Regions from separate parts of the Homo sapiens genome. Here region 1 is linked to region 2. The links are chromatin loops, found by intact Hi-C in ENCODE. Cell type or tissue: OCI-LY7. All regions are shown on one strand. Links, peaks and the distances in the headings refer to the core of each region. The heading gives the core; the rest is flanking DNA.

Region 1 (16,557 bases), core at 4,749-9,748, 180 kb after region 2:
TCCCAATGCTCTGTGCTTGTTTACTTTTATCATTTCTCTTCATGGATGACCTCCATTCAACTGGCCAAAGTCCAGTTGAATTGAAATGCACTTTGGGTACCCCTGTAATTTCTGTTGTTGGCTGAGCTGAATAATCAGGACCTTGGCTTACACAGAATAAGTTTGATTCTTGCTTTCCTATTCCCATTTGTGTTTATAAAAGAAGAACCTAATGTGATAATAAAATAGCAGTCATCAGAGTTGAACTGTTGACCAGCAGGCAGCACCAGGAGGTAATAGTTTGAAAGGAAGTCAGGGAACATACCAGAGGCCACTTCAGCATAGGAAAGACAATTTAGGGCTGTCAGTGTGTTGCTTATTAAAGTGTCATTTGTGTACAAACCAAATGTGGGAAATTGAAAGTTCTTTTGTTCAGCAGTTTCTGATGCTGTTGCTCTTCTATGTGAATGCAGCTGAAAAGATCTTTGGGTCCTACATGCAGGATTGAACATGGGCTGCCCTATGGGTTTAGTGGCTGTTTATGTCTTCATTTTTTTTCCTCAAAGACCTCTGTAATTTTTAACTTCAGCAAAATTATTGGAATATTACTATTATCACATAACAAAAGGTAACAATTTCAAGAAATTTAAATACTTGAAAGGCTATTAGGCTGGTATCAGTCAGAACTAGAATTGATTTCTGGTTCAATCATTTTCCACTTAGAGAGTTGTTACTAATTCCTGTTTGCCTCAGTTTCCTCCATTTATAAAACTGAGATAGTGCCTACCTACCTACCTTGCAGGGTTGTTAGCATTAAATAAAAGAACCTATAAATTGTTTAGTATATTGCCGGGCCCAGGCAGAGTAATTATCAACTGTCATTGTTAAAACTCTCAGCGCTTAATGAGGTGTATGGATATTAATATCTTCAGCTACAGATGGATATGAGTTTTTAAAATTGAATAAGGTATATAACTTGCCAGTTAGGAAATTACAAAAATAATTTTAGTCTAATATGCTTTTTATTTAAGCCTTAAATATGCAAAGATTTTATTTGAGAGGCATTATATTAGAAAAAATGTGGTTATATAGGTTTTACAACTGAAGTTAATTCTGGCTGTCACTGAATTTGGTTAATTAAAAGTAGACACAAAACAAAATCCTGACTCTTGACTAATCTGCAAAGCATATCTACTTTGCAGTAATAACATGAAGAACAGGTATATAGGAAAATACACCTGGTCCTTCGTAGGTGCTCCACAAATACTCCTTTCCTTCTCTCAGTTTATTTGCCTAAGCATGCAAATGAATCAAGCATGCCTAAGTCTCTATTCTAGCTAGAAAAAAAATTGTTTGCAACTTATGCATTAGATGGCATGATGGAGAGAAATTGGCCAAATACTTTAGGACCTGGGATTATTAGTGCTAGAAGGAAAACTTCTTCCACATGACCTAGTCTAAATTTCCTCCTTTTACAGATTAAGGGCATTAGAAGTTATGCTTGAGCTAAAATCCCACATGATATAACATTATATGTTAAATTTGTATATGTTTTTAGATTAGACACAGTTTATATGCATCATTTTTGAGACAAATGATGTGCAATTGCCTGCGGGATACTGCTTCTTTGGAGAAGAGAGTATTCGAGTTTGCTGTTGAAAGAGGTGTTTCATTAATGTTGAGTGCAGAGCTAAATTAAACTATCCTAATGTTTTCACTTTTACATTTAATGATGCTGTGAATGATTCAAATAACATGATCTCAAAAGAGTAGCATTTTTTTTAATGTTTAAATGAAGTGAATTACATTGAAGTAATCTCTCTCAGGTGGAAGATACTAATGTCAGAAGGTTCAGACACTCACCACCAAAGGGAATCTCAGGAAGGACGGAGGGTGGTTAGCATTGGTAAAGTAACAGCTGCCATAATGGTTGATGAGCTGAATGAAAAGAATATAAACGTTAAGCTTCGCCGACTACAGGTAGAAGGTGAAAATGAACCATTTTCCTGAAGTACAGTCATGTGCCACAATGATGGTCCCATAAGGCTATAATGGAGCTGAAAAATACCCATTGCCTTGTGACATCTTGATGATCCTGACCCCGTGTAGGCCTAGGCTAATGTGTTTGGTTTTGTCTTAGTTTTTAACAAAAAAAGTTTAAAAATAAATTTTAAATATAAAACATAGAATAAGATATAAAGAAAATTATTTTGTACAGCTGTAGTGTGTGTTTAAACTGTGTTATTACAAATGAATCAAAACATTTTAAACGATTAAAAAGTTTACATCAAGGTAAGGTTAATTTATTATTGAAGAAAGAAAAATTCTTTTATAAGCTTAGTGTAGCCTAAGTGTACAGTGTTTATAAAGCCTACAGTAGGGTACAGTAATGTCCTAGGCCTTCACATTCACTCACTGACTCACCCAGAGCAACTTCCAATCCTGCAAACTCCATGCATGGTAAGTGTTCTACACAGCTGCGCCATTTTAAAAATCTTTTTTTACGCTGTTTTTACTGTACCTTTTCTATGTTTAGATGTATTTAGATGCACAAATACCATTGTGTTATAGTTGCCTATGGTATTCAGTACAGTCACATGCTATACAGGTTTGTAGCCTAGGAGCGAAGCAATAGGCTATACCATATAGCCTAGGTGTGTAGTAGGCTAAACCATCAAGATTTGTGTTGTTTGCACCATGATGAAATCAGCAAGCAATGCATGACTGTAGTTTGAAATCAGCCCGAGATAAGGCCTTCAGTCCTCAGCCACAGAACCCTGGACTTTGAGAGCAGACTGACATCCTTTCCTATTTTTCTTGTTTTTCTTTTCCTTTTTTTTAAAAAAAAAAAAAAAACAGGGTCTCACTCTGCCACCCAGGCTGGCGTGCAATGGCATGATAATGGCTCACTGCAGTCTCGACCTCCTGGGCTCAAACTATTCTCCCATCTCAGCCTCCCGAGTAGCTGGGACCACAGGTGTGTGCTACCATGCCTGGCTAACTTTTTAAAATTTTGTATAAAGACAGTGGTCTCTCTATGCTGCCCAGGCTGGTCTTGAACTCCTGAACTCAAGTGATCCTCCCACCTCAGCCTCCCAAAGTGCTGGGATTACAGGCCTGAGCCACCACGCCCAGCGTCTTTCCTATTTTTCAACAGACCCCCTTCTGTTGCCAGAAGGACAGGAACTTAAGGAAGTCTACAGGCATGGGAAAAGAGGCAATATTAAACAATTTTAAAACCATTGATTTCACTTGCTTTATGGAGGAGGCATAACCTGAATGTAGTTGGTCCTCTTCAGCCCCGCATGCATGTCTGTAGTCTCTTTTTTGCCTTGAGCAAACCTAGACTTGGAACTTAGCACCTCTTCAAGATTCCTTTCCACAAAATGCACTAAAGCCAAAGCACTGCCGAGCAATATAGGTTTTCTCCAAGGTAGTACCCAGAGGAGAGTCTACAAGGGAAGTTACTCTCACATGCTGTAACAGTGTCATCCTCACTTGTATTTCTGTTCTCCAGAGCCTCTCCTTTACGTTGCCATTTCTGGGGGATGTTTTTGTGTGCTCCTCACCCAAATTACACATACACACACACCCAGGCCTTGCTGACCTGTCACTCTTGCCCCTAGACATCCCAGTGTCTCAGCATCTACATCCAGACATGTTTGGCCAAGCACATCAAAAGCTCCACAAAACTAATGGCCTGTAGTGAGCAGCTGGCCCCAAGGTTTGGAGGCCTTTTGCTATTTGGACATGCTCCCTGGAGTCTTACCCCTTCCCACAAACAAGCAGTTTATCAACTATTTATTTCAAACAAATGTTCTTAGAAATCTTTATCTGCCTGTCTAGATTGGCAACAGATTTTTCTTCCTAGCTGTGTTTTTCCACACTAATAGAAAATTGGCTTATATCTGACCCCATCTGGACTTGGGGTGAGAGAAAGTAGCCATAAATTGAACTGGTGGAAGAGGAAAGCCAAGGCATACTTTTAAAATATTTTTATGGATGATTTATTCAACAAATATTGTGATCTGTCCACTATGCATCAGGCCCTGAGCTCGGTGGGTACCCGAGACTTGACTCTAATGTGAGTAGCTGGCTCAGGCCGGGAAATTGCCACCTGGGTTTTATAAACACAGCCTGCGTGGTGGGTGGTAGACAGTCAAGGGCATTGGGGTTCATGTGGAACAGAAGTGAAGGGTGTTGCCAGGGGAGGTTTCAAGCTATGAAACTGGTGGTGTTAAAGCCTGTTTCAATGGCAACACACCATCTTGAGCGGGGCAGGTCTGGGGGACATGCATTCCTCAGCCAGGAGTCTCCCTCTGTTCGTTGGAGTGTGCAGAGGAATGTGAGAAGTGGAGACCTCTCACCACTGCTTAAGTACCAAGTTGAATGCCCTGTGTCGCTGATTGGGAACCAGAGGCGCTTTTGATCCGCACTGAGTAACCACACAGGTATACATTCCTGCGGGTGTTCCAAGTGAATGAGAGAAGGTGGGAAATTAATTGCCTGTTTCGGTTTCACTCCAGGTTTCTCCTAAATTCTAATTAGCAATAAATGAGCTTGGCTCTCCTCAACCTGAATTGCAAGAATGCTTTCTTGTCTGAGTTCCTCTGTGTGGCTAAGTAAGAATAAAGAGAGTGTTTCAAGATAGACTTGTAATGCAGGGAGTCTTGACTTAACACCTAAACTTCAATAAAAGGAGGGTCTGGCTGCCTGGAGTGGAAAGCCCCTAGGTGAAGTTCCAGAGCATAATCAATTAAATGTGCCACACAGGAAATGGCACTGTTTGTCTGATTGGCTTCTACATGACAGGCACCTGCCTCAGTTATTTCAATGACTGCCCTCTAGCCTCAGTAATCAGAGCAGGAATTCTGATCTTTGACCTCTCCAGGGTCCTTGCCTTAAGAGCAGTCTGCTCAAGTCTTTTAGAATGTGGATGGGCTGCTGCAGTTTCAGCTGGACTAGTGTGGGCTGATTGTGGGGAACTCTGGTGGCTTCTATCCTTGCCCGGTGCTCACCAGGAGTAACCAGGAACAGCTGGGGAGGCTTGTCTGTCCTCAAACGGCTTAGAATCCACACAGCGCTCATGGAAACTTCCAGACTCACACAGAAAAGAGGAGAAATTCAGATGAAATTGAAGAAATCCTGGGAAATATGCTTCTTGTGAAAGGGTGCTTTAAAAAAGTATAGTTTCAAGTGAAGTAGCCTAGAATGAAAGTTTTTCCCTTTGTAGTTTGAAAGAAATGGTTAACTCTAAAGGGTATCCTGCACCTTCCTGTAAAGGTCCTGTAAAGTGGCTGAGCTGATCTGTTGTCTGATTTAGATAGCCTAGAAATTTCCACTGGCCAGGATGACCAGGAAGGAAGTTGAGCTGTTTGAGTAAGACTGGCTCCAACAGGAGCTGTGGAAGGTGGTGCTTTCCCAGGGCAGCCGAATGCCTTCCAGGAGGAGGCAGTGCAGGCTTGGTTGGAAGCCTCCCCATATCAGGGGTGAAAACACTATCCCAGGTCCCTGTAGGCGAGGAATCTTCCCTAGGGTCTGTGAGACAAGGGTACTAGCAGGGAAGGCAGAGGAGTGCTGGTCCTCAAAGGTGAGTAGACTGTTGGTTTGCCATGAAAAGTAGTTCTGAGTGGCATTACCCTAGTGTACAAAAGAGGACTGCAGCTCAGCCTGAGCCTTATAACTGCTCCAGGAACATTTCCTATTTCACTCCTTTCTAGACCAGTTCTGCAAGTAATTGGCAGAAAAACATAGAATGTGCATTTCAGACCAGAGTCACCTAATAAGAGGGATGAGTATTTGAGAGTATTAGGCACTGGAGTTTGTGGAGAAGGCAGTTTGGCAAATATTCCCTGTGGGATTTTCTGCAGCTCTTGTCTCCACAAGTGTTTGTTCACGGTGATGACATTTAAAACAGGTGCTTCATGTCTTAGAATTCCAAGCTTGGTGATGCTCCATACATACCTATGGCCCAACCGTGTAGGCCATTTTGGGGGAGAGGAAGCATCCCTGGGGGTAAGAGGAGATACTTTATGCAGGTCAGCCAATGGCTGGGATGGGGTAGAGGAAAGCAGGTTGATTAAGGGAATGGAATAGATGGATGGATGGATGGATGGATAGATAGATAGATAGATAGATAGATAGATAGATAGATAGATAGATAGATGGTTTTGTGTGTGTGTGTGAATGTGGGAAGAGAGGGAAAGAATACGGACAGATATTTCAGGAGCTGCTGGATAGAGGGAGGAGGAAAGGAATATTTAAAAGACATGTTTAAGAAATTTAGCCAAGTAGTATATGTGGCACCTCTTTTTCAATCAACGCAGACCATAAGGAAAGATCTACTTTGCTCTTCAGTAGTCAGGACTGCTCAGGCAGCCAGAGCACATTCTAAGCACAACACAAAATGCAGACAAGAATGACAAACTCACCCCTGCTGTGGGAATTGTGACCCTGCTTCTGCCACTGCACTTAGTAGTAAAACTCTTCTTACTGAAAAGAAACTCCTGTTTGGTGTATTTATCTCACTTACGAAGACCCTGAATTTGAACATGTTCTCTGGCCATTGGGCTTTATAGAATTCCTCTCATAAATGCAGAAGCTGTAATCTGGTTCATCTATCTACCAGGGAAGCTTTTTCAGGTCCGCAAACAGTAACAGAACTCAGTTTTAGGTAAACAAGGTATTAAGTCAATGACTTGCCCACCTCAATCTACATGTAGTAGGTGCTCCATAATTTGTTAGATGTAGTAGGATGAAGGAAGCATTAAGGCAGAGGGTAAAGAAGGTAAACAAAGCAAGGGACTTAACACTTTAAACATTTTGTATTAGTTGAACTGTTTATAGCTAGTATGTGCTGCTTTCATAATTTAAGAAAAAGGAGGGCCGAGCGTGGTGGCCGACGCCTGTAATCCCAGCACTTTGGGAGGCTGAGGCGGGCAGATCACCTGAGGTCAGGAGTTCAAGAACAGCCTGGCCAACATTGTGAAACCCCGTCTCTACTAGAAATACAAAAAATTAGCTGAGCGTGGTGGCAGATGCCTGTAATCCCAGCTACTCGGAAGGCTGAGGCAGGAGAATAGGTTGAACCCAGGAGGCAGAGATAATAATGAGCCAACGTCGCACCATTGCACTCCAGCCTGGGCAACAAAAAGCGAAACTCCATCTCAAAAAAAAGAAAAAGGAAAGTTCATGATCAATAAACAAACATTTATTATCTTTCAAATTTCACTGTAGAAAATATTCAAACTGTAATTACAGAGTGATGTCGGTGAGAATGGCAGAGTAAGAATCTCTGGAAGTTCACTCTTCCATAAAAAAGCAAGGAAAAATCTGGCAAAAATTGTGAGAACCATTTTTTCCAGAAATCTAGAAATTAACCAAAGGCTTGCAACAACACAGGGAGTGTTAAGAGAAACAGTGGAATCTCAGAATGATGAGCTTTGTGGCATTTTAACTTAGCCTAGACCCACTCCCTGCGACCCAGCTCAGTAGCAGTCTTGAAAAATAATAGCCTGCATTCCTGGTACTGGAGAAAACAGAATTGTCATGATTGGACCCATCTAGTGGTTCCTTGCAAGACACCATTCTATAGTGCTGTCCTTATTTGACCTTACTTGAGCTTACTCAGTTCTAAAGCCTCTGGGAGGAGAAGAAAGGGTGTTTGTTGAGCGTTACTGCCACCACATGTTGATGGAGAATGAAATGACTGTTAGTGTAGTTTTTGCCACTGTCTTCATTCATTCTAAGGCACTAGCAGTTTTACCCATCATTACTTTTTCACGATCGGTACAAATGTCAATAGAGTCATTAAAAAGACAAATCGTGTCTTAATATTGCTAGGAAAATAGTTTTGAGCCCAGCTTCTCTCTGAAAGAGTCTTGGCTACCTGCAGAGGTCCATGAACCACTGCTGCACTAGAATAGAAATACCTGTTGCATGTTGTCATCAAATACGTAGAAAAGTGAATCAGTAATGAAGGGAGACAAACAAAGGAGGAAGAAGGAAAGGAAGGAGAGAGATCTCACTGAGAAAATCTAACAATCTCAACATTCTCCTCATTCCTTTGCCCTGCCGTCCTGATCATGGACAGGATGCTTTTGCTGGAAACCTCTAAATGATGTACTAGGTCTACATGCCAAACACTGCCTCAACACCCCTTTGGTACATAGAGAACTTGGCACATAGAATTGTGGATGGGTTATGTGACTGAACCAGGGATGAAAACCTGGTACAGGGGAAACATCACAGTTTGAGCTGAGCCAATAAATTTTGCAAATGTCATGACATTGGCTTATGGAGGGACTTGATGCATTAATTCAAAGGTGCTACAGGGGCTGGATTTATGAAGCTGACTTGTTAGGTGCCCTCTGAGGCTGTGCTAGGGTGAGGCAATGCTGGATTGTCTGAGACTTTCCTAGTTTTACCACCGAAAGTCCTGCATTCCAGGAACTCCTCTCAGTCCCAGGCAAACTGAATGGTTGGTCATCCTACAAAGGCACCATTGTGAGTAGCTACATACAACCATGCAGAAATAGACAAGTGAAGCAGACACATATAAGCAGAGATGTAAGATTATGAGCCAAATCTAGAGTTAATGAGAGCATCTACCTTGATTCCTGATGATTTTCTCTTCCTTCATTTGCCCACCCATTCCTCCATTTATTGGACCAAAGCTTATTGAGTATTCACTTGTGCCAGGCAATTTGGTAGGAACAGGAATGGCCTTGAGGCCTAGGTATACTTCCTATTCTTGAATTTTTCAGGATTCCTGAAGCTCTTCCTATAAAACCCATTTTTCCATTCAATGGGCTCCTATTCCTTCCAAACAAAAATGCTTGTCCCTAAATACTTATCTGTTAAAATGATGAAGGAGATAGGAAAGAAGGCCAGAGGAGGATGTTTCCACTTAAAAATCCCACAACCCTTTGAATCAGTACATAAAGAACTCTTGTTTATGGCATGTGTCAACCTGCGTCCTCCTGTGGGATCCAGTTTGGGAACAGTGATATACATGATCTTAATGGCTGGGAACAGGAGGATTAAGCAGACACTTTTAGGCATGGTCACAACCCACTAGCTTGATTTCACATCTTTCTGATGTGACAGGGCCCGTAGTTGGAAAACTTACTAAACCTCAGTGAAGAGTGCATGTCCTTAGGTGGATTATCTAGCAGCTCTAAATTTGTTTGACAAAGACTCCAAAACCAATTACACACAGAAGCATTCGCAGAGAGTAGAAAGAGTTTGCCTTTCTTCTATTTTACTCAGACACATCTTGGATTCATTTCTATTTCTGATTGTTTAGAATTACAATGTGGTAGGCAAAATAATCCCTCCTCCCTCAAAGATGTCCATGTCCTAATCCCTGGAACCTATGAATTTGCTACCTGACATGGCAAAAGAGAATTAAGTTTGCAGATAAAACAGGGAGATTATCATAGATTATTCAGTTGGGCCCAGTGGGTCACAAGGGTCCTTGAAAGTGGAAGATGGAGGTAGAAAAGATCAGAGTGATGCAACCTGAGCAGGACTTCAAGAGCTTTTGCTGTCTTGGAAGATGGAGGAAGGGGACCACTAGCCAGGGAATGCAGCAGACTCTAGAAGAGGGAAAAAGCAGGGAAGGGGTCCTATCCAGCACCTACAGAAAGATATACAGCACAATGCCTTGATTTTAGCCCAGTAAGATCCATGGCAGACTTCTGACCTACAGAACTATAAGATAATGATTTTGTGTGTTTACGCCACTAAATTTATGGTAATTTGTCACAGCAGCAAATGCAAAATTAATGCACACTTTTTGGTGCAGTTAGAAAAGTTGGATCTAATCAGTTGCTACAAAACTGCTAACTATAAATCCCATAATCCTTAACTGTGAGGAAGGAGCTCTAGGCTTCAGGTAAGTTATTACAAATGCAAGCAGAGCTGTATGACAACAACAACAACAACAAATAAATACACAGTTTCAGAAGCAGTCAGCTAGAGATTAGAACCACGAACAACCTCTTCTAGACCATGTCTCTTGGTATAAAGTTCTGGTTCTTACTTTCTTTCTCTTTTACATTTTAAAAAATCCAGAGAATGATTCAAAATACAGAAATCATCATTCATGATAATTTTGTCAAATATGAGAATTCACTGGATGGTAAAAATTGGAGGAATCCATGGCTTTCAGAGAGTCCCATGAATACAGGAAATACCAAAATCAGTAGTTTTTAGCATCTCTTAGATCATAGATCTATTTGAAACTCTTTTTGGAAAAATGCATATATATACTTACACAATTTTGCATTTGTTTTTAGGGGTTTTCCAGCCTCTCTAATGTTTATAGACCCAAGTTACAAGCAGCTGATCTAGATAGATGCTTTCACGGTGTTGTACATGATTTTAGCGAGGGATGTGTTTCTTAGAAAACACTAATGTGAGGGAGCACAAATGAGCACACTAGAAATAATATCTTTATTTTAGTTAACTATGAGGAACTAGAGCTTCCTCAAAGGACTCATGCTTTCCATTTTTGTCATCAACAGGATCTAAATCCAATACTTCATTGAGCAAGAACGTGGGCTCTTCAATCCTGTAACGGGGAGCGCTGTGAGAGTGATTTTGTCAGCTGCGTGGCTCTGAAGTATCACTTTCAACGGAAGCATTTGGAAAAGTTCACTGTGAAAAATGTAACCAAGAAATCCTAAGGGAGAAGCTCCAAGATCACAGTAAGGTACAAATGGGTGAAACCTTTGAGTTTTCTCTACTTTTTCTATAACACTCATGCCTTTTGTTGGCTGGTTTTTGTTTTTGATTATTTTCACTGAGCTCTATTAACAGAAAATTAAAAATTAAAACAAAAACTTAGGGCCATAGGACAGATGGTGGGGTGTAGTGGTTAAAGCTCCTCAGCTATAAAGTACCCATCTCATAGGGCCACAGCAAAGGACATGTAGCAGAATGTCCTGGACCTGGAGTGGTATATCCAGGGAGGCTGCTATTATTTTCATTGTTATTCCAATGTGCTTTGTGCAGTGACATGATTCTCAAATCCTAGAATTTTTTTTCTTTCTCTCTTTTTTTTAAGAGATAGAGTCTCACTGTGTCACCCAGGCTGGAGTGCAGTGGCTATTCACAGGTGCAATCATAGTGCACTACAGCCTTGAACTCCTGGGTTCAAGTGATCCTCCTGCCTCAGCCTCCTGAGTAAATGAGACTACAGACATGCACTACTGTGCTTGGCTTTCAGCACTGTGCTTCTTATGGTTCGTTCCTTTATTATCTACAGTAGTTTTCCATCTATATTAGAAGAGCTAATTGACTTTGTTTTGCTCTTTTTGAGAATTTCAGAATGAACATTTACTGCGCCCATGAATGGGAGCATTCAGTGAGAAACCAAATGAAGACCAGCAGATCTTTCAAATAGCTCTTTTAATTCATTGTTAAATATCTCCCTTTTCTCAGTCTGTGTGCATGACAGGTCAACCATGGAGACACACAGCCCAACCTGGGAAAATCCAGGAGAAAGGAATATAAAGCATATGGCTAAAAAAAAGTCAAAAACTTGTAGGTTGTGTCCTAGACACTTCGGAACAGTCCTTAGTTAGGAGAACCATGAAATACAGAGCATCATTTCACAGCCAGTAAAAGAGGCAAAACAGATGTTTGGCATTTTCCTTCTGTGGAAGTGCATACAGCATTTAAACCATATTTTGGTTTTCCTTCAATGCAAGGCATTGTGGGTTGTTTCCAAGAACAGGAGGAAGAGAAGAAAGAGAATGGAACCAGGATGTGGCTTGAGACTTCAGGTGGAAGAGGTGGAGGATAATCCTGCAGAGCTGTATTTAAGGAGGAAGCTGGGAAACCAAGGCAAAGTTCAAAGACAACATAGTTAGAAGCACAATTCTGGGGGCCTCCAGTCAGAAGTGGGACCATGTCAAGGGTCAAGGTGGGTGTCAGGTGTGTGGGCTACTCATATTCAGGAGACCCAGTCATTCATATCATAACCTCAGGTGTTGGAGGAGGTAGCCGGCAGAACTCCAGGGCCAAGGAAAAGGACTGAGCAAGACAAAACAAGAGGCAGGTTTGGTCATGGGTGGGGAAGGGATTGGATGAAACTTAGGGGCAGATCCCATGACACAAACCAACTTGCTATGGCAGAAACCAAACTGTGACCTGGCCAAGTTGGGCAGATGAGGTAGGGAGAGCATCTATTCACGGATGGCTGTGGGGAGCTTCAGGCCTTAATGCATTGGGCAAAGAAGGAGACTCTAGGTTTGGATTTTCACAAACCTCTCAAATCATGCAAAAAGCACCTGAATTTGGAAGAAAATTCTAACTATCACCAGAGGTTTGAGGTGAATTGCCTTAGGACTTGGAGTGGGCCAAGGTAGCCGGTAGGGCGTGTAGGAAGAGCAGGAGTTTGGGTCCATGTCTGAGAATTTCGGAGAAGGCAGAGGTAAGGAAAGTAAATAAGATTAAACCTGACTCTGGGGTCTGGGACTGAAATCTGGGAAAAGGATTGTGAAGCAGTGGGTTTGGACTAAGTAAGTAGTAAAAAACTTAACTGTTTCTCAGGTTGATTGGAGATTTGGCAGATAATGTGCATATATATAAATAATTAAGCCATTCTTAGAATTCCAATTCCATCCAGGTTGCTGTGAATGCAATTATTTCATTCCTTTTTATGACTGAGTAGTATTCCATGGTGGAAATATACCACATTTTCTTTATCCACTCATTGGTTGAGGGGCATTTAAGCTGGTTCCATATTTTTGCAATTGTGAACTGTGCTGCTATAAACATGCGTGTGCAAGGGTCTTTTTCATATAATGACTTCTTTTCCTCTGGGTACATAACCAGTAGTGGGATTGCTGGATCAAAAGGTAGTTCTACTTTTAGTTCTTTAAGGAATCTCCACAATGTTTTCCATAATGATTGTACTAGTTTACATTTCCACCAGAAGTGTAAAGGTGTTCCCTTTTGTCCACATCCATGCCAACATCTATATTTTTTTAATTTTAAATTATGGCCATTCTTGCAGGAGTAAAGTGGTATCTTATTATGGTTTTAATTTGCATTTCCCTGATAATTAGTGATGCTGAGCTTTTTTGTATGCTTGTTGGCGATTTGTATATCTTCTTTGAGAATTGTCTGTTCATGTCCTTAGCCCACTTTTTGATGGAATTATTTTTTTTTCTTGCTGATTGTTTGAGTTCCTTCTAGATTCTGGATATTAGTCCTTTCTTAGATACGTAGTTTAAGAATATTTTTCTCCCACTCTGTTGGTTGTCTGTTCACTACGCTGATTTTTTTCTTCTGCTGTGTGTAAGCTTTTTAGTTTAATTAGGTCCTATCTACTTATTTTTGTTTTTGTTGCATTTGCTTTTGAGTTCTTGGTCATGAACTCTTTGCTTAAGCCAACATCTAGAAGTGTTTTTCTGATCTTATCTTCTAGAGTTTTTATGGTTTCAGGTCTTAGATTTAAGACTTTGGTCCATCTTGAGTTGATTTTTGTAAGATGAGAGATGAGGATCCAGTTTCATTCTTCTACATGTGGCTTGCCAATTACCACAGCACCATTTGTTGAATAAGGTGTCCTTTCCCCACTTTATGTTTTTGTTTGCTCTGTCAAAGATCAGTTGGCTGGAAGTATCTGGCTTTATTTCTGGGTTCTCTATTCTGTTCCATTGGTCTATGTGCTTATTTTCATGCCAGTACCATGCTGTTTTGGTAACTATAACCTTGTAGTATAGTTTGAAGTTAAGTAATGTGATGCCTTCCGATCTGTTCTTTTGGCTTAGTCTTGCTTTGGCTATACAGGCTATTTTTTGTTCCATATAAATTTTAGAATTTTTTTCTAGTTCTGTGAAGAATGGTGATGGTATTTTGATGGGAATTGCATTGAATCTGTAGATTGCGTTTGGCAGCATGGTCGTTTTCCCAATATTGATTCTACCCATCCATGAGTATGGGATGTGTTTCCATTTGTTTGTGTCATTTATGATTTCTTTCAGCAGCGTTTTGTAGTTTTCCTTGTAGAGATCTTTTACCTCCTTGGTTATGTATATTCTAAGTATTTCATTTTTTTTGCAGCTGTTGTAAAAGGGATTTAGTTCTTGATTCGATTATCAGCTGGGTCATTGTTGGTGTATAGCAGTGCTACTGATTTGTGTGTAATACATTGATTACTTGTATCATGAAACTTTCCTGAATTCATTTATCAAATCTAGGAGCTTTGTGGATGAGTCTTTAGGGTTTTCTAGGTATACAATCATATCATTGGTGAACAGCAAGAGTTTGATTTCCTCTTTAGCGATTTGGATGCCCTTTATTTCTTTCTCTTATATGCTTGCTCTGGCTAGGACTTCCAGCACTATGTTGAATAGAAGTGGTGAAAGTGGGCATCCTTGTCTTGTTCCAGTTCTCAGAGGGAATACTTTTAACTTTTCCCTTTTCAGTATAATGTTGGCTGTGGGTTTGTCGTAGATGGCTTTTATTACCTTGAGGTATTTCCCTTCTATACCAATTTTGCTGAGGGTTTTAACAATAAAGTGATGCTGGGTTTTGTCAAATGACTTTTCTGCATCTATTGAGATGATCATATGATCATTGTTTTTAATTATGTTTATGTGATGTATCACATTTATTGACTTGCATATGTTAAACCATCCCTGCATCCCTGCATCCCTGGCATGAATTGATGTATGATCAATTAATCATGATGTATTATCTTGATCATGAAGTATTATCTTTTGGAAATGCTGTTGGATTCAGTTAGCTAGTATTTTGTTGAGGATTTTTGCATCTATGTTCATCAGGGATATTGGTCTGTAGTTTTCTGTTTTTTGTTACGTTCTTTCCTAGTTTTGGTATTAGGGTGATACTGATTTCATGGAATGATTTAGGGAGGGTTCCCTCCTTATCTTTTGGAATAGTTTAAGTAGGATTGGTACAAATTCCTCTTTGAATGTCTGATAGAATTCAGTTGTGAATACATCTGGCCCTGGACTTTTTTTTCTTGGCAATTTTTAAATTACTGTTTCAATCTCACTGCTTGTTACTGCTTTGTTCAATGTTTCTATTTCTTCCTCGTTTAATCTAAGAGGGTTGTATATTTCCAGGAATTTGTCCACCTCCTGTAGATTTTCTAGTTTGTGCACATAAAGGTTTTCATAGTAGCTTGAAATGATCTTTTATGTTTCTGTGGTATTGGTTGTAATATCTCCCATTTCTTTTCTAACTGAGCTTGTTTGGATCTTCTCTCTTCTTGGTTAATCTTGCTAATGGTCTATCAATTTTGTTTATATTTTCAAAGAACTAGCCTGTTGTTTCATTTATCTTTTGTATTTTTTGTTTCAATTTCATTTAGTTCTACTCTAATCTTAGTTATTTCTTTTCTTCTGCTAGGTTTGGGCTTGGTTTGTTCTTGCTTCTCTAGTTCCTTGAGATAGATTGTCTGTTTTTGCTCTTTCAGACATTTTCATGTAGGCATTTAATGCTATGAAATTTCCTCTTGGCACCACTTTTGCTGTATCCCATAGGTTTCAATAAGTTGTGTTACATTGTTCAGTTCAAATAATTTTTAAATTTCCATCTTGATTTCATTGTTGGCCCAAAGATCATTCAAGAGCAGATTATTTCATTTCCATGTATTTATATAGTTTTCTGGGTTCCTTTTGGAGTTAATTTCCAGTTTTATTCCATTGTGGTTTGGGAAAATACTTGATATAATTTTGACTTTCTTAAATTTATTGAGACTTGTCTTGTGATCTATCATATGGTCTATCTTGGAGAATGTTCCATGTGCTGATGAAAAGAATGTGTGTTCTTCAGTTATTGGATAAAATGTTCTGTAAATATCTGTTAAGTACATTTTTTTAATCTTTATGTTCTTTCATTGGAGCAAGATTCCTGATCGGTATACAGTGATGTATTTATTAAACATAGGCCTGTGCAGAAATTACATGCTATCCATCTAGATAGGTTGTTACACTTTTGCCTATTGATGGAATAGTTCCATTTATCAAGTCTTATACATCAAAAAACTTTTGAATTTCACCAGACTGTCCATTAATTTACCTCTGAAAAAGTGGCACTTAATTTCAGCTACTATATTTTACAGCATTAAAAAGCTTATGCATTAGGGTGTGCCTCTTTGCACAATGGCATTGAGCAGACAGAGCTGGGTCCATTATCCCACCCAGATTCACATAATGACACTTGAGAGCTTTATACCAGAGAGCAGGGACAGTTACTGCTAACCATCACAGACTTCTTACTCTGAGAACCTATATTCTTGGCCACATTTTATATAGCCAATGAAGACATGCCAGCAACTGTCTCATGTATAACTTGGCATTAGAGCACCAGGTATGTTGGATAGTGGTGGCAGGCACTATTATTTTATATCCTGGTAAAAGGCTAATTTTAAAAACTGCCACTTGGAGATAAAAATCAAGGGCGCAATATACTCAGAAAGTATTGAGCAATCTGGTATTCCAAATGATATGAATACTTTCAGAAACCAATGGCAAATTGTACCCACATTTTTCAGCTATGGAGATATTAATACATTGATTCAAATCCCATTAC
Region 2 (16,557 bases), core at 4,224-9,223:
AAAAATCAAGACAAGGTCTTGCTCTGTCACCCAGGTTGGAGTGCAATAGTGCAATCATGGCTTACTGCATCCTTGAACTCCTGGGCTCAAGTGATCCTCTTGGCTCAGCCTCCCAAGAAGTTGGAACCACAGGTGCACACAATCATGCCCAGCTAGTTTTATTTTTTTCTTTTTATTTTTTGTAGAGATGGGATCTTCCTATGTTGTCCAAGCTGGTCTCAAACTCCTGGCCTCAAACAATCCTGCCTCAGCCTCCCAGAGTGCTGGGATTACAGGCATGAGCCACCCTGCCCAGTCTAAATCAATCTTTACAAAAGGTGATACTATAAGTTCTTTAGTGGACAAGACATTGCTACCCAAGTGCCATCTCAATAAACAGTAAACTTTTACAACAAATAATCATGTAAATAAATAAATAAACTTGCCTTCTTATTAGTGAAATTGCGGCTGCCAACCTTGTGAAGATGGCCTGAGAATCAGTCTAACCCAAGCTGTCACAGAAAATCAGAAGGCAGCTATTAGCAAATATTTCAGTGTGTCAAAGCCAGATATGAGATCTGGAACTTGTAACAGAAACTCCCTGAAATTACAGTGGTTATGAATAAGGGGCATTAAAAGATTCCATCATTGTCTGGTGAATGGTTGACTTTTAGTAGCGAATGAGTTTTAAAGACCTCTGTTGTTTCATTTTAAGCTGATCTTTTCTTGATGGCAACAGGGTAACCTTCTCTGCAGCCACCATGATTGCCTAGAGATTATTCTTTATGCTCTGCCTCATTCCAAGCATATGAGGCAATTGAGAGATTAAGGAGGAAGAGAAGTGCTTGTTACAAGACTATCCCTGCACCATTCTCTGGGCCCATCCCTAAGAAAAGGTCTCATTTTGACCTTTCCTGTCCCCCTGCCATTTTGCTGTTACTTCCTACCAAAATGCCTTGGACCTTTCAGAGCTACCTCGTTTACCCTCACCCGTATCTGGGTTGAGCAGGGCATAACTGAAAGTGGCACACTTGCCATGTTAACTTATGCTTCTTGGAAACTTATGATTCACTTATTTTTTTTTACATAAGTATTTCTTCTTTTGTTAGAAGATCCACCTGCACTATCCTCTCAAGTCTCTCTTCTCTAAATCCACCACTGTGCCCTAAGTTTGCCCCCTGCCCCCACCTTCACTCCCTGTGTGCCCTCCTCAGGCTCCTCTCCATTCTAAGTACCCAAGGCTTGTTCCCCAATCAGTCTCTTCCTGCACCCTCCCTCACAATTTGCCCTCTGTCAGCTGCAGAGCCTCTACACCAGAACCTCTACAGATTCTACCAACAGCTCTACTCCCACCGTCCACCTCCTTAGCCCTCTGCAGTGTGGTTTCACCCTTTGCCTATCCCTGAAGTTAAGCGGTTTCTCTCAGAGGCATTTTCTGTGTCATCCAATTCAGTGGGTTTTTCTCAATCACCATCCTCACTCACCTTTCATTTGTGTCTCCTGATCACCACTTTTTCATGAAATTCTCTTCTCTTGGCTTCTGTCATGTTCTTATAATCCTCCCCCGTGCCCGATTTCTCTGGCTGTCTTTTCTTTTTCTTGTTCCCCGAAACAGAAGCTCCTTCAGCCTCTTTCTCTTTTTACTCTGTATTTTCTCTTAGCAGATTCACCCATGGTCACGACTTTGCTGCCTTTTTATGTGAATTCCTACCTGATTTTTTCATACATTTTTGTTCACATTTCTAACTACCCACTGATTTTTATGTGAAAATTGTTATTAGTTCTTCAAGCTAGATATGTTCAGGATCCAGTCACGTCTACCACTCCTCTCTGGTACAAACCCCTAATTCCAACCAGGAAATTTAGAAATCTTATTTAAAAAAAAATCTCATCTCAATCACTTTGCTCCTTTAGTATCACTTCTTATGTGCTCTTTCCTCCTTTTCAAATAATCATTTAAGGCTCAACTGATATTGTGTATTATCTTCAAAGGCTTCCTTGACTCCAGCTATAGTGTTAAATTCTATACTATAAATTCTTGATTTTTTTTTACCATGTGCATATACTGTTGTGATGTTTCTAAAGGTGGGTACATTCATATACATATTCACATTTACACGCACACAAGATGCTTCAAGCAGGGGCAATAGTTGACTTCCTGGCAATACTTATTATGGCACTTTGCAGATAATGTAAACACACACACAAAAAGCTGCTAAATGAATAATGTTACCACTTTCCTTGTACTTAGATTTAGTGGCGATTTGACACTTACCTCCCAAAGCAATGAAATTGCCATCGTTGACACAGTAGCTGAGCCAAAAGTTATTTAACTTGTGCTAAATATGTCAAAGCCATGTGTCTTTGTGTTTTCCCTTAGAGAGGCCAACAGATGCTTCTTTATTTTTCAAAAATTACACTCAATGTTTTGAAGATTTTATGGAAAATGAGTGTACTTTCAAAATGACATGTTTCTTAGTACAGACAAGATGACAGTGAAAAGTCTCAGGTTTACTTTGCTATGTTTTGTATGCATCACATTGGTAAAAAAAAATACACAGATATATTCCAACACATGATAAACAGAAGTCATATTTCAGCTGTGGTAGAAGGTTTTAAGGTTATTTTCCAAAAAATAAATTTATAATAAATTTAAGCCAATTGATTGTACAAGAAACCTTTATAATCCCTTGGAAGGATACAATGCTTTAAAAAGAAATTATCCTTTTTAGTCAGCTGTATCATATTTTATAATTTTGATTTGGGTATCTTGAAAATGCAAGTTCAATAGTAATTTTCTTAGAATATTGGAAAGATTTGATAGGTTGAAAAGGGAACAATACTTTTTTTTTCAAAGTGACTTATATATGTGTAAGTTAAAACTATAAAAATATTATCAAAGGTCCAATTTATAAAAAGGTGTGTCTTCAGTAAAAATCTTATGGATACAGAAATGCAAATATGAGCTAATAATCTGAAAGACATGGAAATTGAGCAGAGAGCTAAAAACTTCAAAAACAAGCCCTGGACTAAAGCTAATGTTTTATTTTTGTCCTTTAACTTTTGTATGCATTCTTCCTAGAAATTTTTCTATGGATTTTTAGCCAATAATTAACTACAATTGAAGTGATGGGATATGGTCCCTGATAGTACACTGAGTTATTTTCCTTTGAACTTATGACCTGTTCCATCCTCCTTGTCTTCTAAATGAGTGAAATTTTTATCCATATCATGGGAAATGTCTCTGAATGTTTTTATAGACACAGAAAATTAGTCAAGACCTGCAACTTATAGAAAAAATGTGATTAAAGTACCCAACCAGAACAGAATTGGAAGGAGGTCCATTTCCTTCATTTCTAATGTCTTCACTGAAATAATATAACCTGTTGGCCTTTGCTCCTGTTCCAATTGTAAATATGTGTATAAAAGCCCTACTGCTTTCCAAAGTACGAACTAGTTCTAAGTAAATTAGGAAATGGGAGATTTGCTTAACATTAGCAAGCTACAGAAATGATGTCAAAATACCCAGGTAGAAATACTTGGTAGATAGTTAATTGTTCTCTACAAGTAATACATCTGAGGTTTTGTTTTCTAAATTGGTAATCAGCAGTGGAAAATAAATACAATTTCCAAATAACCCTCAAATGTTTTTAGTCTACCAAAAAATAAAGGTAACTATTCTATTTTTCATTTTTCTTACTTTAGGCTTTAATTATGCCATACCAGTACTGTATTCTAAAATTTCTTTAACTCTAACATTTAATTCTACTACCACCTACCACACCACATCTAATCTAGTTCCACAGCATACTCAATAAGGGTTTTGGAATGGATGAATGGCCTTCATTTACATATGGTCAAATAAGATAGGTCCACACAAGCGGTGCAATACTGTCTTCCAAACCATGTTGCTTTCATCAGGCCTTGTCAAGAACTTTTCTTTCTCAAAGACATTACACCCAGACTGACAAAAATTAGTTGTGTTTTTACTCTACGCATGTATGTTCTATACAAGATCGCTTTTTTCATACTCAATCTACCAAATATACATACTTACAGCAATTGTAACATCTATTTGTAACATTACTATTCTATGTATTTACAAAAGGAGCCATTTAAAAATGAAATATAGCTATTAGCTTAAACAAGTACAAAGCCTAGTAGTGTTATCTACATGCTTCATGCTTCCAGTGTTATGCCTTATTCTCTCATTATGCCAAGCCTGTACTTTCTCCTTTGGTAAAGTGATCACATTTTCTGGTTCTCTTCCCCTTCCTAAGTGTCAACATAATCTAAACTCTGCAATTAATGTGTGTACAAGCTGTTTATACTTAATGCATCCCATATTTTGGTCTGTGACTCTTGCCTTAAAGAGCCAACTTTTAGGCTAATCTCTACGTTCTTCAATATTCATATCAATTTTAGTAATAAAAACACATCTGTGTGGAAAACAAATAGACAAACATCAGTGTTTGTAACATATAGTAGTAATAGTGATAATTATAACCAACATTCATTAAGGATGTTTATTTAACATGTATGCCCAACCCGGTTGATACGCCATCCCAGCTCTGCCCCAGGGCCTGAGTTGTTTTTCTGGGTGCAGTTGCTTTAGTAATAGCCAATGTCATTCCCGCAGCTATAAAGCCATAGTTCCTGCCATTACAGCCACAAGAAACTTGGGAGACATCACAAGGCACCTTCTAGGAGAGACCTCGTACATGCACACTAGCCAGCCTGGAGGCTGGTCAGCCACCAGGAGGGACCTGCTGACACAAGCTGGAAGTGCTGAGGAGTTGATGTGCTATTGACAAACAGGAGAAGAAGAAGTCAGCAGATCATTTGTCCACCTTTTACTCTATAAATAAACCATTCTGAAGCCAGGAGTTCCATACTGCCTCTCTGGGGATGTCCCACAGGACCAAGCAACCAGCTACGTTTCCTTGATGAGTGACTGGGTCATCAGTACCTAGCTTTGTGCTTATTTCCCTCCTTCTCTGCCTGCCTCACTTCCCTTTTTCCCTGCTTTACCTTTCTGATATTTTTTTTTTTTTTTGTCAGAGTCTCACTCTGTTGCCCAGGCTGGAGTGCAGTGGTACAACCTTGGCTCACTGCAACCTCCACCTCCCAGGTTCAAGTGATTCTCCTGCCTCAGCCTCCCGAGTAGCTGAGATTATAGGCACCCGCCACCATGCCCAGCTAATTTTTGTATTTTTAATAGAGACGGGGTTTCATCATGTTGTCCAGGGTAGTCTCGAACTCCTGAGCTGAGGCAATCCCTCTGCCTCAGCCTCCCAAAGTGTTAGGGTTACAGGCATGAACCACCGTGCTGGGCTTCTCCCTGAGATTATACCCTGTGCTTTAGTTATGGCTGCATAACAAATTAACACAAAACTTAGTGGCTTAAAGCAACAATAATTATTTACTATTTGTCACAGTTTTTATAGGTCAAGAATTTAGACAGGGCATAGCTAGGATGACTCTTCTCTGCTTCAAAATGTTGGAGTCTTAGGTGGAATTCTTGAAGGGTGGCGTTGGGATGATTTGAAACTCATTCACTCACTTGTCTGGTATTGGATGCTGGCTGTCACCTGGAAGTACCTAGCTGGAAGTATCTGCCAGAATGCCAACAAGTCATCTCTACTTGTGGGCCTGGGATTCCTCATAGCCTCATGGCAGGTTCCAAGGACCAGCAGAGAGAGACAGAACCAAGGAGAAGTAGTAGTTCCAAGAAATATTTAACAACCAGCTCTCATGGTGGGGAAAAAAAAGGTACTGCTTTGTATAATTTGTTTATTTACCTGCTTTAATACTCTATGTGGGCTGGGTGCAGTGGTTCATGCCTGTAATCCCATCACTTTGGGAGGCTGAGGCAGGCGGATTACCTGAGGTCAGGAGTTCAAGACTAGCCTGGCTAACATGGTGAAACATTGTCTCTACTACAAATGCAAAAATGAGCCAGGTTTGGTGGCGAGTGCCTGTAATCCCAGCTACCTGGGAGTCTGAGGCAGGGAGAATTGCTTGAGCCCAGGAGACAGAGGTTGCAGTGAGCCGAGATCACACCACTGCACTCCAGCCTGGGTGACAGAGCAAGACTCCATCTCCAAAAAAAAGAAAAACAAACAAACAAACAAAAAAACTCTATTCTCAGGCTACCAACTTGAAGTCACTGACCCAACATTGGAAAGAAATGTATACAATCAGTTCTCTCTTAAAAGTCAGCCCAGCCCTCCATGTGCACAGAAGCCACCTCCCTTCTATGACCTGCTGCATATTATTGAAGGCAGTTACAAAAATCTACCCAGATTCAAGGGGAGGAAACAGAGACCTCACTAACAAGAGCAAATGAGACTGGTTATCGGTGTGGCCATCCTTGGAAATACAACCTACCACTCCTTCAGTAGAGCATTAATACCTAAACTTTGCCTTATGCTGTCTTTTGTGGGGAACTTTGACTAAGGCAACACAGATATATCTCTTTTCATTCTCACAACAGCCCTATGAAGTTTGTGCTATTTTCCCAACATTTGATAAATGAGGAACTTAAAACTTAGAGAAAAAGTGTCTTGCCCAAGTCCACTCAGCCATTCAGGAATTGAGCTGGGATATAAAGAGGGAATGTTTTATTTAAGATCCTGAACTCCTAACCCTAGGCTAGTGGTTCTCAAATTTTAGTGTGTATCAGAACCGTTTCAAAAGCTTGTTAAAATACAGATTTCTAGACGTCACCCCGAGTTTCCAATTAATTCCATTTGGGAAAGACTGAGAATTTGCATTTCTAACAAATGTTCAGTATGCTGCTGATGCTGTTGGAGGGGCAAGGCATACTCTGAGAATCACTGCCCTAGGCTCTACTAATGCATAGTTATTCAAGCATTCAAATTAGATTTAGTAATGGTATCATAAAAATTCTCACCCCCAGTCCTCAACTTCATATATCGAAATCCAAGCCTACCTATAAATCTGATTATCTTAAGTCTGGGTTGTATACTCGTAGAATGTTATTGCTTTTTGGATTGTGTGATTTGCCTCAAGATGTGTGTTTGCACAGTGTTAGCTCTACAACACAGGAGTCTCTGCAGTTACACTTGTTACCACTAGATGAAGCTCCTGCTGCTTTTGCTTTCTTCGCTCAAGAGAACTTGTTGGTTGGCTACTAGATGACACTGATTGTAATTTAAAATGCATAGCTAGGGTTACACAGAGTTGCTTTGCTCTGAAGATAGAGTGACCTGTCTTATTAGTCAATAAAATTCAGAAAGCTAGGTGGTAAACTGTACATCATGGCCTGAAGGCTGTAATCCATAACTTCTCTAGTTGATAACTGCTTATTTAAAAGTATGTACCCATCACCCTCTACCCTCCACTGACTAGTTTTATACCAAGTGTTGGCTTCAGAGAGGTACAAACAGAGGACACTCATGAAAAGAAGAAGACTCTATTTACTCCTGGATGAAAGTTGAGAATTAGCTTACTCAACATATTTCCAAAGTACAACCATGAGCCCACTCATATTTATTTAGTTTACAGATTTATTAGAAAATAACAGGTAGATTCAGGATTTTTATAGAAAAGGATGGTAGAAGGAGCAATCTGTCTGGAACAAAGGGCTTGGGGTTTTTTGCTGTATTCAAATATCAAAAAACATTGTCAAATGGCTCTGGAGAGTTAGGAAGACAGCTGAAGGAAACGAAGAGTGTTGAATTAGGGAAGCCTAAACATAAGTCTAGTGAAAACTCCTCAATAATCTGACCATGAAGACTGTGGAGCTATTGTAAGGTGATCAGACATCTATCCACATTGAAATGGTTCGGAGAAGAGGATGGGTGCCCAGGCAAAAGGCCCAGAAAAACCTTTTTGGAGGCTTAGGGAAATCTGCAAGTGGGACAGGGATGGGGGAGGGTGCTGCCTTTTGCTGTAATGGCACAGTATGTAATTGGACCAACCCTCCCACTGAAGACAATTGTAAACACAGACAAAATAGAAAAAGATCTTTAAAGCATAAAAGTCTAAAAAGATAGTGAAGAATTACTAAGCTAAGATTCTAGAAAAGTTGGAAACCCAAAGAGGTGAACGAGGGATTCCAGAAATTCCCCAGGGGCATTTGCAGATTTGGAAGAGGAAACCAAGAGGCAGACTAAGCTTTTGATAGTAGGACCAGGGGCTGCAAAATCTGAGAGCTGCTGAGAGTAATGAGAAAGGCAGTCTCTGACAGCCAGGAGCTGAATGGGCACTCACAGCCAGACCTCAGTGTTCTCCTGTTGAACACAAACAATTTCATGGAATATGAACATCAGACACAACCACTCTTGTGACTCTGATGGATCAAGACAAACACAAGCCAACTCCATAATCATGTCTGAACACAGGCAAACATGAACGTTGTCCAAACCACAAAAATGACCAAACATCTTCAGGTCCTGGCTAATATGAATGACTGCTGTTTCTTCACCAATTTCAGCCTTAGCCTTTGTCTAATCTCTTAATAAGATACGAAATCATAGAATCACCCCCACTTTCTTAGAACATTTAAACCAAAACGAAGCCCTGCCCCATGAAACTCTCATGCAAATCACCTATAACATCCCATAATGACCCCTTTCTGACACTCTCTTTCTGAGATGCCCCAGGGCTCCCCAGGGTGTTTTCCCTTGATGTAGTGAGTTAATAAACCCAGTTGGTTCAAAAATCACCACCAAGCTTTTTGCCTAGTTGGGTGGTGGATTTTTCTTTTATTACTATGCTATTGAGTTTTGTGCTGGAACACAGATAAGTTACTTGAGAAGTTTCATCCTTTTGGATCCTGCTTTTAAGATTTGTTAGGCAGGACCAGAGCAGAGACTTATCTGCTCCCCACTACTGAGGTAAGACACTTTAGCACACTCTACCCATTGGCCCATTCATCTTGAGGTTCTCCAGTTTGATGGGTAGGCACAAGCACTACTTCTGTCTCTGTGCAAGCACCAGGCTTTGTTCCCACTAATCCTTTTCAGTGGTTCAGTTTCTGGCAACGTTTATTTTCTGCTCATGTGCATATTGATCATTGATCAGCAGAATACTCCAGGAAAATCCTCAGCAGGTTTCCAAAGCCTGCCCTCCCACACACCGTTCGTCTCTTTCTGCAGCTCTCTCCTCTTTGGTATTCATCCTATGAACTCTGGTTTCCTTGCTCTCCCAGAATCTCATCTGCATCTCCTCAACTCAAAGAATCTGCTGGGCTCTGCCTTAGTTCTGTCTCCCTGCAAAGCAGCCTGGAACCTCTCTCAAGGCAGAAAGCTGGGAAAATCACAGAGCTTGCCTATTTGTTTCCTTCTCTCCAGGGATTGCTGTCTTGGGTTGCCTGATATTCATTGTCTTGTAAACTGTCTTTTGTTCATCTTTTTTTGGTTGTTTTAAGCAGGAGAATAAATCAGAGTCCCTACTCTATCTTGGCCAGAAGCAAAAGTTTTTTTAGATCTTTTAGTTAAATTTTTAAGTAGGGGAGAAGCCAAAACATTACTGATTTGGTTTAATCAGTTGGTTTTAATCGGTTGGTTGAAAGCATGCAAATTTACTTTCAAAATATTTAACAAGCTCAGAATCACCCTGGTTTATTTTGCCATCATTTTTCCTGTTTGAGAATGTGTCATCAGTTATTTAAATAATCTGTAATTGGAAAGAAAATAACAGAGGCACCAGCATTTTTCATTTGGCTACTAAATAAAAATTTTTAATGCTGTAAAATAGCAGTTGTTCAATGTCAAGTTTGTCTAATATTCTGTTCCACTTTAACAACATCAGATTTTTATGGCGGCATTTTTCTGTTTTTGTTTTCAGTAAGTGCTTTGTGGAAGGCATTGCAAAAGATAACCATTTTTGAAAAACCATCTTCCTGTCAGTTACTGATTTAAAATTCTGAGAATACATGTTTTCATTTTCTGTTACAACTGAATGAGTTTAAAAGAAGCTATAGATTGCATTTACTAGGTGAATTTCCCCTCCCTACCCCCATTTCTCATATTTTGCATAAGGCTCTGAGTCTTTATACTAACATAAACTTTCACTGATTTTCTTTAAATTAAAAATTTTAAGCCCATAATATAGACTCTGTCTCTATTTTGTCTGAAAAAGAACATAGGCATAACAATAATTCTTAGAAGTATTTTTAATAGATTTATAGAGATCCTTTTGAAAAATAAAATGGAAGTCAGAGAAAAGGAAGCTACTTTTTAAACTATAAGTTGGCTTCAGAGTTACAAGCATCTAGCACTGTCAGGGAGCCATTCGTCATTTTATTCATTCTGTATCTCCCCACTGCAGAGGTTGCAGTGAGCCGAGATCACATCACTGTACTGCAGCCTGGGTGACCGAATGAGACCCTGTCTCAAAAAAAAAAAAAAAAAGGAAGAAAGGCCAAGGCAGGTGGATCACTTGAGCTCAGGAGTTCGAAATCAACCTGGGAAACATGGTGAAAACCCATATCTACAAAAAATTAAAAAATTAGCCAAGTGTGGTAGTGCACACCTGTAGCCCCAGCTACTTGGATGGCTGAAACAAGAGAATCGCTTGAGCCCAGGAGGTTGAGGCTCCAATAAGCTGTAATTGTGCCACTGCATTACAGCCTGGGCAACAGAGCAAGACTCTGTCCCAAAAAACAAAAAATAAGAATAAAAGTAACTGATGCAGGTAAAGAAATTTAAAGTTTACAAAACATTTATGAATTGTCTTTCATATATTTTCCCTAATTGATTCTCGGATTGACAATAATCCTCTGTAGCAAAGTATCATTGTGTCTAATTTGGAGATGAGGAAGTGAATTATTTTAAGAAGATGTTTCAATTCTCTTGATCCTAGGTTCAGTTTATAATTTTTTAAAAAATGAAGTCATTAAGATTTAAATCTGTTGAGAACACCCTAAGAGGATAGAAACATATGTAATATATTTAATAGAAATTCTCGGCTGGGTGCGGTGGCTCATGCCTGTAATCCCAGCACTTTGGGAGGCCAAGGTGGGTGGATCACCTGAGGTTAGGAGTTTGAGACAGGCTGACCAACATGGTGAAACCCCGTCTCTACTAAAAATACAAAAATTAGCCAGGCATGGTGGTGGGCGCCTGTAATCCTAGCTACCTGGGAGGCTGAGGCACAAGAATCACTTGAACCCAGGAGGCGGAGGTTGCAGTGAGCAGAGATTGTGCCACCGCACTCCAGCCTGGGTGACAGAGTGAGACTTTGTCAAAAAAAAAAAATCATGAAAATTCGTGAAATCTTTAAAATATTTTGACAATAAAGTCTCATCTCTTTGGAAAATTCACTGTTAACTCATTCATTCTCACCTGTTTGTTGAGGGCCTATGATGTGCGCAACACTGATAGGTGCTAGAAAGAGGTGGAATCCTGGTGCGTGGTCCATTGCCTGAAGTTGATAATCTGAGGAAGAAAACGAAACACAAACTTGTTAGCCTCAGATGAGTGCCAGTAGACCTACTAAACAAATGCCTGTAGTTTGGGACTGGAAAGGAAGCATGTGTTACTTCCAAAGTGGCTTCTTGGGGCTGGCATTTACCTTGTGGTAGGTGGTTTACACAGGGGACACTCTGAGTGTTCCATAGACACTCTAGGTCAATGGAGAGGAAGGTGCAGAAAAGCTGAGGAAACACTTGGCTCATCCAGAAGTGGAAAGCACCCTGATGTGCTTGAAGCATGAAGCAAGTGTTGGGCAATCTAAGGAAAAACAAAAAACAAAAACAAAAACTAAAACACTGAAAATGCATTCACCCACTCAACTAACATTTGTTGAGGGTCTCTTATATGGCAGGCTCTGCTCTATACTGGGCACTCAGCAGTTAGAGGGCAGAGTTGCTACTGCAAAAAGCTTATGTTCTAGTGAGGAGACAAGAAAACAAACAAACAACTACATAATGAAGTATAAGGAACTGACCAAAGCTAAGAAGAAACAAAAAGCAGGCTGACAGGATAGGCCTTGGTGATGGTGGATTTAGGGAGGAGTGGTACTGCCTTAGAGCCAACAAGGAGGGTCTCTCTGAGTAAGAGACAATTCAGAGACCAGGATGAAATGGAAAACTGAGACATGAATTCCCTAAGCAATAAACTTCCCAAAGCTTATCCCAAAGAAAAGAGAAGAGAAAAGAAAAAAAAAAGAAGGAAGGAAAGAAAGAAAGAGAGAGAGAAAGAAAGAAAGAAAGAAAGAAAGAAAGAAAGAAAGAAAGAAAGAGAGAGAGAAAGAAGAAAGAAAAGAAAAGTTAGGAGCCCATTTTGCTGAGAAACTCTTTTAAATAAGCTACAAGTACTTGAATCTGGCTCAATTTTCACTTCTAGGATTCTGCAGCTCAATTCCATAGCCTGTTTCTTCATTCTCCATCACCACTTCTGTTCCAGTGGGCAGGAGAGAGCTCTGAAAACACACATGCACTCGCCCACATACCCACAGCTAGGCTGGATCTTGTGACAAGGAATATCACAGAAATACTCCCAGCCTCCTATACCTCTTCTACCTGCCCCCACGCCCTGCAGAGTTAGAGTCCGTAGATAAGCCCTTGGGGCCTCCTCTTCTTTGTCGTCTTTGTCCCCTTCTTTTTCCCACTCACTGGCTTCCAGCCATCCCCCTTCCTGTGGTGCCCCTCTCACTACATGAAATGCAGCTCTGAGGGACCCCATTCAGTCTTATGTTTCGGGCCTTAGGTGTAGGCTACTGCCTTCCTTTCTGCCCCTTCTACTTTATCGACTTGTTCTTTCAGGTTGAAATAATAAAATGTAGAAAGGTGGAAAAATTAAAGCTTGAGACTTAACTAGGATCTAATCATGGCAACATGTGCTATTGGGCCAAACATAGGTTGCAAACACAAACCACAGCAGGACAAGGCACATGATACAAGTCTATGAAGAGTGTCTGCAACATGATAAGAGCTAAGCTTGTTATATTTCACTTGACAATAGAAATTGTATGGATGTATTGCCATTTAATAGACTGTGATTCAAACAAAACAACTATAGGCTGGCATATAGGCTGCCAGTAGGCCACTATGGTTCCCACACTAGGACTTGCCCCTCTGTAAATGGGGAAATCAAGGAAAGATCTTGAGCAGTGGGGGAGGCATGGTCGAGCAGTAGTTGAAAGGATTAATCTGGTGGCATCGTACAAGTAACTGCAAGAAGCTGAGCTTGAGAAGCTGGGAAGACATGATTGAAGGCCATTGTGAGGAAGGATGAGGACCTGGACTACTTTAATAAGCGGTGGGATTTTTTCTTAGTTGGATAGAAAGAGATTGAAAATGATTCAAAAAGGCCAGTTGCGGTGTCTCATGCCTGTAATCCCAATCCTTTGGGAGGCTGAGGCAGAAGGATCACTTGAGCCTAGGAGTTTGAGACCAGCCTGAGCAACATGGGAAGACCTCATCTATAAAAAAAAAATAATAAATTAGCTGGGTGTAGTGGTGGATGCCTGTAGCCCCAGCTACTTGGGAGGCTGAGGTGGGAGGATCATTTGAGCTCAGGAAGTCAAGGCTGCAGTGAGCTGGGATGGCACCACTGCACTCCAACCTGGGTGACAGAGTGAGACCCTATCTCAAAAAAAAAAAAAAGAAAAGAAAAGGAAAAATCAACAGGCTTTGGTAACAAATTGGAGAGGGACAGAATCAAAGTAACTAACTATATGGTTCAATCCTAGATAATGGAAGAAGGCTGGAAGCATATAAAGCAAAGGGTGTTTATCTGGGGAAAGAAAACACTATTTGAGTTGTCAGGGTTCTGGTTCAGGTTAGGGTTAGACATCCATGTACTGTTGGTCCATCAGGCTGTTGGAATTACAGCAGCAGAACCCTTGAAGGAGGGATCACAATGGGAGCAATGTGGGATGAATGGGGATAAATGCTAAATCTGGGTACTGGAAAGGATAAAGAGAGGGCAGAGCAAAGGCCAGAGGTTTCATCTTTGTGGAAGGTCTGTATTCAGAGCAGAGAGGAAGTTGAAGCCCAACTCAAACAGGCAGATAAAGAGAGATCAAAGAGATGAGCATGAGATACAGTCCCCTCGTGCCCAAGGAGACAGGGTGGTTACAGACATGGAAAATCTGAGAATAATCACCTCTGATAAAGATCACAGAAGCTGCCCGGGAGGTGTTTGGTAAGCTTGGAGTTACGTTTGTGGGGTGGATGGGCAGAAGTCAGATTTCATAGCACTGAGGATGCAGCACAAGGAGAAGTTCAAGATCAATTCCTAAGACAACAACTTGGCACTAAAAAACATAAACTATGTTCTGAAGGCTTTACCCTGGGGACAAGGGAAGGGAGGTGATAACAGCAGAAGTGGCAGCCACTGGCGATCCTTTCTTTCCATGGTTTGGCTTCTACTCCAAAGCCACTTATTTGTGCATTCTACAAAAAGTTTCTTGTCCTTTTTGAAATAAAGCTCTTATCCTAAGCTCCATTCACACCTGCGTGATAATGAACCAGCTAGTACTTACTGTACTCAGGAAGCATGCAAAGTTCTGAATCTTAGAACAGAAAGTGAAAGCAAAAGTAAATTCCCCTTCAGTCAAATCTGCAGCAGCATGATTTAAGGTAACGTATCAACATTTCTCTTGGGTTTGTCTTAAAATTAGATTTTTTCAATAAGAATAATGAACTGAAGGTATAGAACTGCTGTGTTGAGAAGGTTTTGTAATCTAAGGCAAGGTTCTGGGGGACTGGGGTGAATTGGGCGCGGCTGTATTAGAAAGTGTATGCAGTTGAGGCTGGGACTTGATCTAAGACGCTGCTGCACTGACTCTCTTTCAGAGATCTTTTTGTCTTTTCTAAGCGTTTGTGACAATTCTTGCCTCTTCAATCCCAGGATGTTTTGTTCACTGCATTGCTATTTAAGGTACAGTGCAGTATAATAGAAAGCCCACCAGACCAAAGGGCAAAGAGCTATGTTTTAGTCCTGATTCTGTTTCAGACTTCCTGTGTGGATTTTGAGAAGTCACCATCCTGTTCCTTCATCTGTTTATTTAATTTAATTTATGTATTTATTTATTTATTTATTTTGAGAGAGAGCCTCGCTCTGTCGCCCAGGCTGGAGTGCAGCAGCACGATCTCGGCTCACTGCAACTTCCACCTCCCTGGTTCAAGCGATTCTCGTGCCTCAGCCTCCCGAGTAGCTAGGACTACGGGCATGTGCCACCATGCCCGGCTAATTTTTGTATTTTTAGTAGAGGTAGGGTTTCACCATGTTGGTGAGGCTGGTCTCGAATTCCTGACCTCAGGTGATCTGCCCACCTTGGCCTCCCAAAATGCTGGCATTACAGACCTGAGTCACTGTGCCCGGTCCTGTTTCTTTATCTGAACACTAAGGACTTGTACTAGCTGGCCTTTACAACCCTTACTAGTTCTAAAGTTAAAGACTGTGTGAGTAAAGCTTTTCTCTCTACTCTTATCAATCAAGTACATCTCTAGGAGTGTCTGCTACAAGTGGGGGCGAGCTACTCCTTCATTTTGGCCATTGAATGCAAGTTATAACCTCAATAATAATTTCATATCCAACACTAATTACTTACTTCCTATATGCTCCATGCTGTGCTGTGCCAACTTCTTCACATGAATTATTTCATTTAATCATCCCAGCATGAGGAAGGTATAATTATTACACTGTTTTATGGTTGAGATAAATGAAGCTCAAAAAGTAAAAAACTTTGCCCATGATCACGTAGGTGAGGTTGGTGGAATTAGCGTTGGAATCTGGGCACTCTGATTCCAAAGCCTCAGACCCACATAATAAGCCACTCCATTTTTTTTAAACCCTCCAAAATTCAAGCTAATAGACCAATTATGAGTGTACTTATCAGACGTTCTTGGAACACTGAGATTTGTAGCAGTAATTTAATGCTTGTTTTTAAAAAGAGGGAGAAGTATCTTTAATATTATTTTATTTTTGTTCCTTTAACAATACCTGTCACCTGCATTAATATTGCAAATTGAAAAATTGAAGTAATTGTTTGGATAATTAATGCTGCAGAACTTGTTAAGGATTATAAAAAGAAGAAGTAGCAGAGAAAACCTTCATGGTTTGAGTTGGAGCAGTAAGGAAGTAAGTAGAGGCAGGTGGTAGGGTGGCAGTAAGAATTGATTCCCCCAAATTAACTATGCTGTTTGTCCTAATTTTATATGTGTTGTAGCTTTACCCTTCAAAAAGAAAGAAACTTAGTTCTATTTACAAAGGTAGTAAATTCAGTTTGATTTAATTGTGCTTTCAAAAGTAGTGTAAAGGGAAAAGAACCGAACCTTAAAAAAATTCTGTAAGAATATTATAAACTCAAAATTTATTTCCATGGCTTTTGACATATTGAAAATAAACTGGGGATAAATACCTACCTTGACCAGCAACCTTTACACCAGTAGCCATAAAATGAGGCCATTCAGATAATGTTATTGAAAGAGGTGAAGTTCAATGCCATTCGTAGTAATAATAATATCTGGTATCCAAAGAATATAGAATATATATATAGAATATTCTTTGTGACTTATGAAGACAAAATAGAGACATCTTGCACAGTTTACTTTCAGGCATACACTTAAAATTACATGTGTGCCTGTGGTTCCAGCTA

The links. A loop is a pair of places that touch in the nucleus more often than their neighbours do. Peaks named below come from ENCODE experiments on the same cell type or tissue, not always from the same donor. Only the 100,000 strongest peaks of a DNase experiment are listed, where the experiment ranks them.
Region 1: a loop joins it to region 2, with 3 times the contacts of the local background. A loop is called at or near these places in 7 of 110 quality-filtered maps.

Annotation. Positions count from the first base shown.
Region 1 is chr5:97,038,839-97,055,395 of GRCh38, forward strand. It overlaps the pseudogene SETP22. Among named protein-coding and RNA genes, the nearest start is that of LIX1-AS1, 27 kb to the right of the region's middle. RefSeq lists a silencer at 2,353-2,553. In OCI-LY7, for the core only: CTCF peaks have their summits at 5,354, 7,623 and 7,822; a DNase peak (open chromatin) is centred at 7,613.
Region 2 is chr5:96,861,992-96,878,548 of GRCh38, forward strand. ERAP2 (endoplasmic reticulum aminopeptidase 2) reads left to right here and starts at 14,509. Exons shown (of 19, transcript NM_022350.5): 1 at 14,509-14,536. It also overlaps a transcript of ERAP1 not described here. RefSeq lists enhancers at 14,148-14,277, 14,298-14,447, 14,618-14,827, 15,198-15,407. In OCI-LY7, for the core only: CTCF peaks have their summits at 7,074 (motif pointing right) and 7,294; DNase peaks (open chromatin) are centred at 7,090, 8,590 and 8,831; H3K4me3 peaks cover 1,230 bases; H3K27ac peaks cover 1,709 bases.